Linked DNA regions of Homo sapiens: region 1 is linked to region 2. Evidence: chromatin loops called from intact Hi-C (ENCODE). Cell type or tissue: GM12878. All regions are shown on one strand. Links, peaks and the distances in the headings refer to the core of each region. The heading gives the core; the rest is flanking DNA.

What was found. Peaks named below come from ENCODE experiments on the same cell type or tissue, not always from the same donor. Only the 100,000 strongest peaks of a DNase experiment are listed, where the experiment ranks them.
Region 1: a loop joins it to region 2, with 2.3 times the contacts of the local background. A loop is called at or near these places in 1 of 110 quality-filtered maps.

What each region holds. Positions count from the first base shown.
Region 1 is chr4:169,096,245-169,100,643 of GRCh38, reverse strand. SH3RF1 (SH3 domain containing ring finger 1) reads left to right here. Exons shown (of 12, transcript NM_020870.4): 12 at 3,957-4,399. The coding sequence ends at 4,125. Among named protein-coding and RNA genes, the nearest start is that of CBR4-DT, 88 kb to the right of the region's middle. RefSeq lists enhancers at 1,607-1,726, 2,007-2,066, 2,187-2,306. In GM12878, for the core only: no CTCF peak of the experiment used is centred there; DNase peaks (open chromatin) are centred at 533, 1,953 and 2,353; H3K27ac peaks cover 1,449 bases.
Region 2 is chr4:169,398,399-169,402,797 of GRCh38, reverse strand. NEK1 (NIMA related kinase 1) reads left to right here. Exons shown (of 36, transcript NM_001199397.3): 33 at 938-1,146; 34 at 2,147-2,277; 35 at 2,441-2,573. Among named protein-coding and RNA genes, the nearest start is that of SH3RF1, 130 kb to the right of the region's middle. In GM12878, for the core only: no CTCF peak of the experiment used is centred there; a DNase peak (open chromatin) is centred at 2,265; H3K27ac peaks cover 531 bases.

The sequences.
Region 1 (4,399 bases), core at 268-4,267, 300 kb after region 2:
TGTGAGCTCTGCATAGACTGGGTTGGGGACAGGAAGAGACTTGAAGGAGGCCAAGGTGGGTGGATCACCAGGTCAGGAGTTAGAGACCAGCCTGGCCAATATATTGAAACCCTGTCTCTATTGAAAATACAAAAATTAGTCGGGCATGATGGCACACACCTGTAATCCCAGCTACTCAGGAGGCTGAGGCAGGAAAATTGCTTGAACCCAGGAGGCGGAGTTTGTGGTGAGCTGAGATCGTGCCATTGCACTCTAGCCTGGGTGACAAGAGCGAAACTCAGTCTTAAAAAAAAAAGATATTTGACGAGGTGGAAGGTAATGAAGTCATCAACCAGGATAGTGACAGTGACAATGAAGAGGAGTGGATGGGATGCAGATTTTGAAGGTAGATCAGCAGGTCCCATGTAGGTCATGGGAGAGTATTCATTGACCCCTGAGGTTCAGAACTTCCCCAAACCCCTGTTCATATAAAGAAAAGCATAATCCGAGTGAGGCAGAGGGTGGAGCAGCAGATGTAAAGGGCCTCTGCAGCTGTGCCTTACATCTGTTTGTTGGTCTGTAAATGTTCTACTTGGCAAAGCCTTTCAATGCCTGAAATAGTTGGCCAGTTATGCCCAGTATTTGGCCTTACAAATCTGTATTAGAAAACTGCAAACCACCTCACAAGGCTCAAGATCAGGACCTGAGCTGGAAGATTTCTAAGTAGAGTCTATTACTCCTGCACCTGGTAGTCTTCATACGATCAAGACTGTGTCACAGTTTCCATTATGCACATAGTTTCTCATTCCACCCGCCCCCCCAGAGGTTTATAAAACTTAGCAATGAAAATTTGCTCCCACTGGGAACTTGGCAGGAAGAGTATGTTCTTAGCCCAGCAGCAGTTCTAGTTCAAAATTTTTTTTTGACAAAATTGGTTTAGTGCATTTTATAAAATGCATATATTAATCTAATTCACTTCAAGTTTTTCAATAACCATTTTTATTCCATTTCACCTTTAAGGCAGCTCACAGAGAACAAGTAGGGAATATATCTCATGAGAAGTCTACTCTGAATATGTTTTGAGTCACTTGTACATTTTTTCCCAGAATTATAAAGCTTTGCCTTAAATGTTTAACTTGCCCCACATGGCAACTACATCATTGCTTTTTCATGGATTTTTAGCATGTTGACATTAGACTTGAGAAATGTCATCTGGATCCTTCTTTCAGATAAATTCATGATGAAATTATTTGTCTTGCTTTTAAAGGTGTCAGAGAGCTGGGCATAGCGGCTTATGTCTATAATCCCAGCACTTTCTGGGGCTGAGGCTGGAAGATTGCTTGAGCCAAGGAGTTCAAGACCAGCCTGGGCAATATAGTGAGATGCCATCCCTACAAAAAGTAAAAAGATTAACCAGGTTTGGTGGCACACACCTGTAGTCCCAGCCGGAAGGCTGAGGTAGGAAGATCAGTTAAGCCTGGGAGGTCAAGGCTACAGTGAGCTGTGATTGCATCACTGCACACCAGCCTGGGCAACAAAGTAAGACCGTCTCAAAATAAAGATATCAAAGAAGGGATTCCAAAACCCTAACTGTGTTGATCTAAAGTTTGTCAAATCTCATTTTCAGGAAATGAGGCCTGAGTTGTGGCCTGAGTTCGTTTCCTAGTTAGAGATGTCCAGCCACTGACTGGCCCATTCTTCACCTCCTTGAAGTGCCAGGCCTCTGCCTACTCTTGTCTAAGCCATATGATCATAATGGGAGCTAATATTTTCAGGTTGAACTCTTTGTCAGACACCATACGAAGAGCATCATACTTGTTTAACTCATTACAGTCCTATTCTACAGATGAGGAAACAGACTGAGAGCTGAGATAACTGGCCCAAAGTTAAGCTGCTCTAACTGACCTTAAAGACTGTGTCAATCCTTAGGCCAGTGTTTCTCCCGCTGTGTCATGCTTCCTTCCTCATTCCATGCTTGATCAAACCCCAGCCTTGTGGTCTATGAATATTCATGTTTGAATTAGCTGAACCTTTCTCAGATATGATAAGCCAACTTCTGTGCTGTGCTTTTGCTTCAGATCTTGGGTAGTAATTTGGTCCCTGTGCCAAAGGAGCTCAGGTTGTTCAAGCAGCCACTTACCTTTTGCAGAGATGTGTTTTTTTAGTGTAATAGTCTGGGACTCTTGCTGTGGTCTTTCTTAAATGGATTTTGGTTTATATGGAATGGGAATTGGTGAAAGGGGCAGGCTGTAATAGGTTTCAGAAGTTTGGGGACAGTTGTATAGAATTTGTTCTGCCTATCATTTTGAAGCCATAATATTTTTCACTTTCAGTCAGGAGTGGGTCCCACGAGGCTATACACTCATTTTCTGACTTTGAGAACCAAATGAAAGTAGAAACCCAAAATCAACTTTATGACTGACTACTCATTACTTAGCATCAAACAGTGAAAGATGTATTTATTAGATATCTGTTGCCATGTAACCAGTTACGCCCAAAAGTCAGTGGCTTAAAACAATAATAAGCATGTATTATTTCACACTTTCTGTGGGTCACATAATTATGGAACAGCTCATCTGGTTGGTTCTGGCTTAGAGTATTTCTTGAGATTGTAGTCAAGACATCAGCCTGAGCTGATGCTCAACTGGGGCTGGAGGATCCCCTTCTAAGATGGCTTATTCACATCACTTTTTCTGGTTAGTTTAGGCTTTTGGAAAGAGGCCTCAGTGCCTTACCATGTGTTTCCTCTCCATAGAGATGTTGAGTGTCCTCACAACATGGCAGCCAGTTTTCCTGAGTGACCGATCCAAGAGAAAGTAAAGTGGAAGCCATAATGCCTTTTATGATCTAGCCTCAGAAATCACCCACTGTCATTTCTGCAACATTTTATTGGCCACACAGGTCATCCTGTGCATCATAGGAGGAGACTACACAAGAGTGTGAATACCAGGAAGCAAGGATCACTAGGGCCATCTTGGAGGTTGGCTACCATACACCACCATTCTTTTCCCCCCTTTTGTTGAGAAGAGGAGTAATGCAAATAATGCTGGAAAAATAGAGAAAGATAAAAGGATATAGAGTGTAAAACAAGTCACCTCCCTCTCGTTTCCTACAAGCTGTAATTCTGCACAGGAAGGCTAAGGAGCATGGAGGCAGGGGCACAGATAATATTAAACCAACTAAGCTTCTGCCATTTTTAAGCGATAATGACACCTTTCCCACTAACTCCAAATTCTGAGCCAAGGAGAAACAGACCCAAATGTCAGAATAATAGAGATGAGAATGTCAACCTCGTTACTGGTAATGTTGGATTGAACTTGTGGCCATAGCCCTCCCCTCCATGTCTGGACCTTGGGACTACCTTCCCAAGGGATAATCTGGGTATGTGGGGCAGATTACCTTCCTCAGAATTGCTGCCTCGCCCATGTCAAACACCAGTGTAAGGGACGTAGGGACACAGAGACAGACTTCCAGACTCACCTTCCTGACCTCTGTGTGCTTACAACATAGAGGTGGAGCAGAGCCTCCTTAGCCTGTGGGCAGGCGGTTCAGAGAGGACTGAACCCCCCCTGCTCAGCTACTTCTCCCAGTCTCACCAATCAAATAAATTCACTCCTGTTTCCTTGGAGAAGAGGGAGGGATAGAAATGATACCCCTCTCGGGAAATGAAATGAAACTCTCCTTTATGGCCAAGATACAAACACTGGTAGGGAACAAGGATGGCTGTCCTTGTTAAGGTCACTCAGATGAACCAGTCTGGGCCATCAGTAGTGGGTTGACACACATATCCAAATCCAGTCTTTGTTAGTACTAAGTCTCTACTAAACAGAAAATAGCAGTATTTTGAGTTGTTTTACAATCATAAATGAATTAATGTTATTTCCTATTTATGTTGAAGGTTCGTGCAGACTAACAGTACACCATTTTTTAAAATCACTGCTTTGAATCGCCTTAACCAAAATCTCTTTCTTTTCTAGGCACAGGGTGGTGGTTTCCTATCCTCCTCAGAGTGAGGCAGAACTTGAACTTAAAGAAGGAGATATTGTGTTTGTTCATAAAAAACGAGAGGATGGCTGGTTCAAAGGCACATTACAACGTAATGGGAAAACTGGCCTTTTCCCAGGAAGCTTTGTGGAAAACATATGAGGAGACTGACACTGAAGAAGCTTAAAATCACTTCACACAACAAAGTAGCACAAAGCAGTTTAACAGAAAGAGCACATTTGTGGACTTCCAGATGGTCAGGAGATGAGCAAAGGATTGGTATGTGACTCTGATGCCCCAGCACAGTTACCCCAGCGAGCAGAATGAAGAAGATGTTTGTGTGGGTTTTGTTAGTCTGGATTCGGATGTATAAGGTGTGCCTTGTACTGTCTGATTTACTACACAGAGAAACTTTTTTTTTTTTTTAAGATATATG
Region 2 (4,399 bases), core at 118-4,117:
TACAGAAGTGGTCAAAGACTAGATTTCAGTGCTCTGTCATTTACTGACTATGTGGCCTTGACCAAGTCATTTAAACATTTTGGTTCATAGTTTTCATGTCTCTAAAGTGATTTTTTGTGGATAAAATTTGAGTAGTAGGATAAAAATGTTTAAAAAACAAAAGTTCTATATAAATGTAAGGTATTATTTGTATAAGTTATTTCATTCCAGCATCTATAATCCCATGAAAATAGAATGAATATTCTTACCAATACTTTGGAAACAAAATTCTCCAGTGAAGAATTATGATGGTTGGTATAGGCTAGTTACACAGAAAATCTATTATGTATTTTAGAACATTTTTAAGAATAAGCATCTAAAGATAAGATTTCTGGTGACCATTTTATTCACTGGGTCATCCTATTAACATGAATATAAAATTTCCTAAGTATTTCTATTTCTAAAAGTTCAAATGCCCAATGGGCATGTATATGGAAAGCCTTTTGTATAGTGTCTAGCTATTAGCCACATGGATATTTTGAAAATTACAAAATTCCATAAAAGAGAAAATAATTTACTATTATTTGTTTTAGAAAAACTTCTATAGTCTGGCCTGTTAAAATATCAAAACATTGTTTCAGAATTTAAGCAATGAGTAACATCGATAGTTATGTGATTCTCTTTGGCAAGTTGGGATCATTTTAAACAAATCATCTTCTGGCTTATATATTCCAGAATATGTGTTGTGTGATATATTTATCAGTTGTATTCATCCTCAATTTACCGGTGAAAAACAATGTAGGCTTTTTCCAGATTTTTTGTTATCTACTATTAGGATTTTTTAAGAAGTGCCTACGTATTGAGTAGAAGTAAAATTTCAGTATGAGGTAGTTTTAGTTGTTTAACTTGGTAAATTTCAGTATGTTTGAAACTTTTAGTTATACTTTTTAAATTTCAGTGTGTTTGAAGAAACTGACACAGATTTACAAGAGCTGCAGGCCTCGATGGAACAGTTACTTAGGGAACAACCTGGTGAAGAATACAGTGAAGAAGAAGAGTCAGTCTTGAAGAACAGTGATGTGGAGCCAACTGCAAATGGGACAGATGTGGCAGATGAAGATGACAATCCCAGCAGTGAAAGTGCCCTGAACGAAGAATGGCACTCAGGTGCATGATCAGAGTTTTGGACCTTTTTCTTTTTCAGTTTACAAATATTTCAAGTAGAGTGTATTTTTCTAATCTCTGCTGTGAACCATTTCCAACTTTAAATACAACTGAAGCATGCCTCTGGGTCTCTCCCCTTTTTTCATTCTTTTTCTTTTCATACAAATGTGTGATTTTCCATTTTTTATTAAAGTTTTTATTTCTTTCCTATTATGTCAATGCTTTTTTGAAGCATTTTTATTCTAATCTCCATTTATTGACTGATTTTTCCAGTAATAAAGATAATAACATTGTTTTCTTGGCATTCTATATTTTAGAAAGAGCTTCTGCATATATTAACCAGCAGAGTTAACACTGAAAGCAGTTTTTAAAGTACTAAAAACTCTTTTCGTAAATTTGTAAACTTTCTCTTTCATAATATTACCCCTAAGATGCATAGAAAGTGTGTCTGTTTCAATAACTATATGATATTAATTTAGGAAGAAAAGCTAATGTGAAAAGACTAAGTAATTTTTTTCAAAGTATGTCGAGCACGTACATGACAAAACATATTGGCCATTTATACTTTCTAGGTGCTTTCCTGAAATGTAATGATGTATGTCTTAGGTTGTCTACCTTTTGCAGGCTTTTCCATGGTGTTTCCCGTGTTTATTACCAACTTTTGAAAATACTAGTTAGGGTTAGCTGCTTCAAAGCAAAACATGGAGGTGTGCTTTTTCCACTTTTTTTTTTTTATTTAAGTAACATCTCTAGGAGTGTTTTGATTCCAACCTGATTTATTTTTTATATCTATACATGAAAAGTAACATTCTTGTTTAGACAGATTTATACATTTTTTTTGCCAAATAAAGGACAAATATTAAAATGACAAAAACTGTTTATAATGAAAGTAGAAGTAGTCTATTTCAATGGCATTATTCATTTGTCATAGAATTTTAGTCTATTAGGGTATGAGTTATTCAGTCTTTTTAAATCAAATCTCTATTTTAATTTTGTTTTTTAGATAACAGTGATGGTGAAATTGCTAGTGAATGTGAATGCGATAGTGTCTTTAACCATTTAGAGGAACTGAGACTTCATCTGGAGCAGGAAATGGGCTTTGAAAAATTCTTTGAGGTTTATGAGAAAATAAAGGTAAGTGAAAAGTCAATTAAAACACTTAAAATGTGCTATGTTTGAAGGTTGAAGAAATGTTGATAATCTGTATTGGTCATTAGATTTATTATAAATAAAAAGTGAAGTCTGCAATTACAGAAAGTTATTCAAATATTAATTTATATTTGGGAATTTGGTATAGGCTATTCATGAAGATGAAGATGAAAATATTGAAATTTGTTCAAAAATAGTTCAAAATATTTTGGGAAATGAACATCAGCATCTTTATGCCAAGATTCTTCATTTAGTCATGGCAGATGGAGCCTACCAAGAAGGTAAGATTTCCTCACATGTCTGTATAATTTTCAGTAAATGTGAGAAAAACAAGATGATACATGTATATGAATCAGCTTACATCACATCCATTTTGTGAAATCTACTTGGGAACTATATAACTTTTAAGCAATAATAAAATTAACTTTGTCATGTACTTTTACTGATCTGTCATATACTTTTACTGACTTAAGTCCTTTAAGTCCATATTTTTAATTTAATTTACAAGTAACCTTTGAATGAGGTTTTTAAAAATCTTACTAGATAGATTTTTGGACAGCTCTAGCAATTAGAATAATCCTAGCCGGGTGCCGTGGTTTATGCTTGTGATTCCAGCTACTTGGGAGGCTTAAGTGGGAGGATGGCTTGAGGCCAGGAGTTTGAGACCAGCCTGGACAACATAGTGAAACCCTATCTCTACACACAAAAAAATTTTTAATTAGCTAGGCATAGTGGTGGGCACCTCTAGTCCCAGCTACTCAGGGGACTGAGGTGGGAGGATTGCTTGAGCCCAGGAGTTTGAAGCTGCAGTGAGCTGTGATTGTGCTACTGCACTCAGCCTTGGTGACAAAGCCAGACCCTGTCTCAAAAAAGTAAATAAATAAAAATAAAGAAGATTATAACTTAGAATAATTCATTTTTTTTTGTTTTTTTTGAGACAGAGTCTTATTGCCCAGGCTGGAGTGCAGTGTCGTGATCTCGGCTCATTGCAACCTCCACCCCCTGGGCTCAAGTGATTCTCCTGCCTCAGCCTCCCAAATAGCTGGGATTATAGGCGTGCGCCACCACACCTGACTACTTTTTGTATTTTTAGTAGAGACAGGGTTTCACCATGTTGGCCAGGCTGGTCTTGAACTCCTGATCTCAGATGATCCACACACCTCAGCCTCCCAAAGTGCTGGGATTACAAATGTGAGCCACTGCGCCTGGCCCTAGAATAGTTCTTATCAAGGATGTGGTATTAAACGTTTTTTGTGTGTGTGAGATGGAGTCTTGCTCTGTTGTCCAGGCTAGAGTGCAGTGGCACAGTCTCAGCTCACTGCAACCTCTGCCTCCTGGGTTCAAGTGATTCTCCTGCCTCAGCCTCCTGAGTAGCTTGGCCTACAGGTGCTACCATGCCTGGCCAATTTTTGTATTTTTAGTAGAGATGGGGTCTCACCATGTTGGCCAGGCTGGCCTCGAACTCCTGACCTCAAATGATTCACCCCTCCTTGGCCTCCCAAAGTGCTGGGATTACAGGTGTGAGCCACTGCACCTGGCAAAACTTGTAGACACAAAAAGCAATATGTAAAATTTTGAACAAGAATTTATTTCTAGATTATTTGCCCAAACATTAATTTTATTACTTTAAATGTTAAATTCATAGACTAAAATTGAGGGTTTTAAATGTTGATGCTTAATTTTAGCAATAAAAATGTTTATAAAATGTATTTGTATTCCATACAAAATGTGTTTGCATATTCATACAAAAAAGTCTAAGATTGCATTGAAATATATATATGTATATAGTAAGAGAGAAAATTAAGTTTTAAAAAAAAGTTTGGGGAAGTCAACAAATTGGACAAATGAGCACAAGCAGTATAACATGAAGCCAGGAATGAAGAATACAAACTTCATGTTCAAAAGGTTTCCACATTTTCTAAAAACAGGAAACAAATTTGGTGCTGGTCTTTCTCACAAAGCAGAAAACCTAATTAATTACATGAGTCACAGTATTCATGAGACAAAACATTTTAGTTGCTCAGAGGACAGCTATTTTTGGTATTGAAACCAAAGGAACAATTTTCCCATGATCTTTAAAAAGAGGGCACTATCATACAGTGTTCCT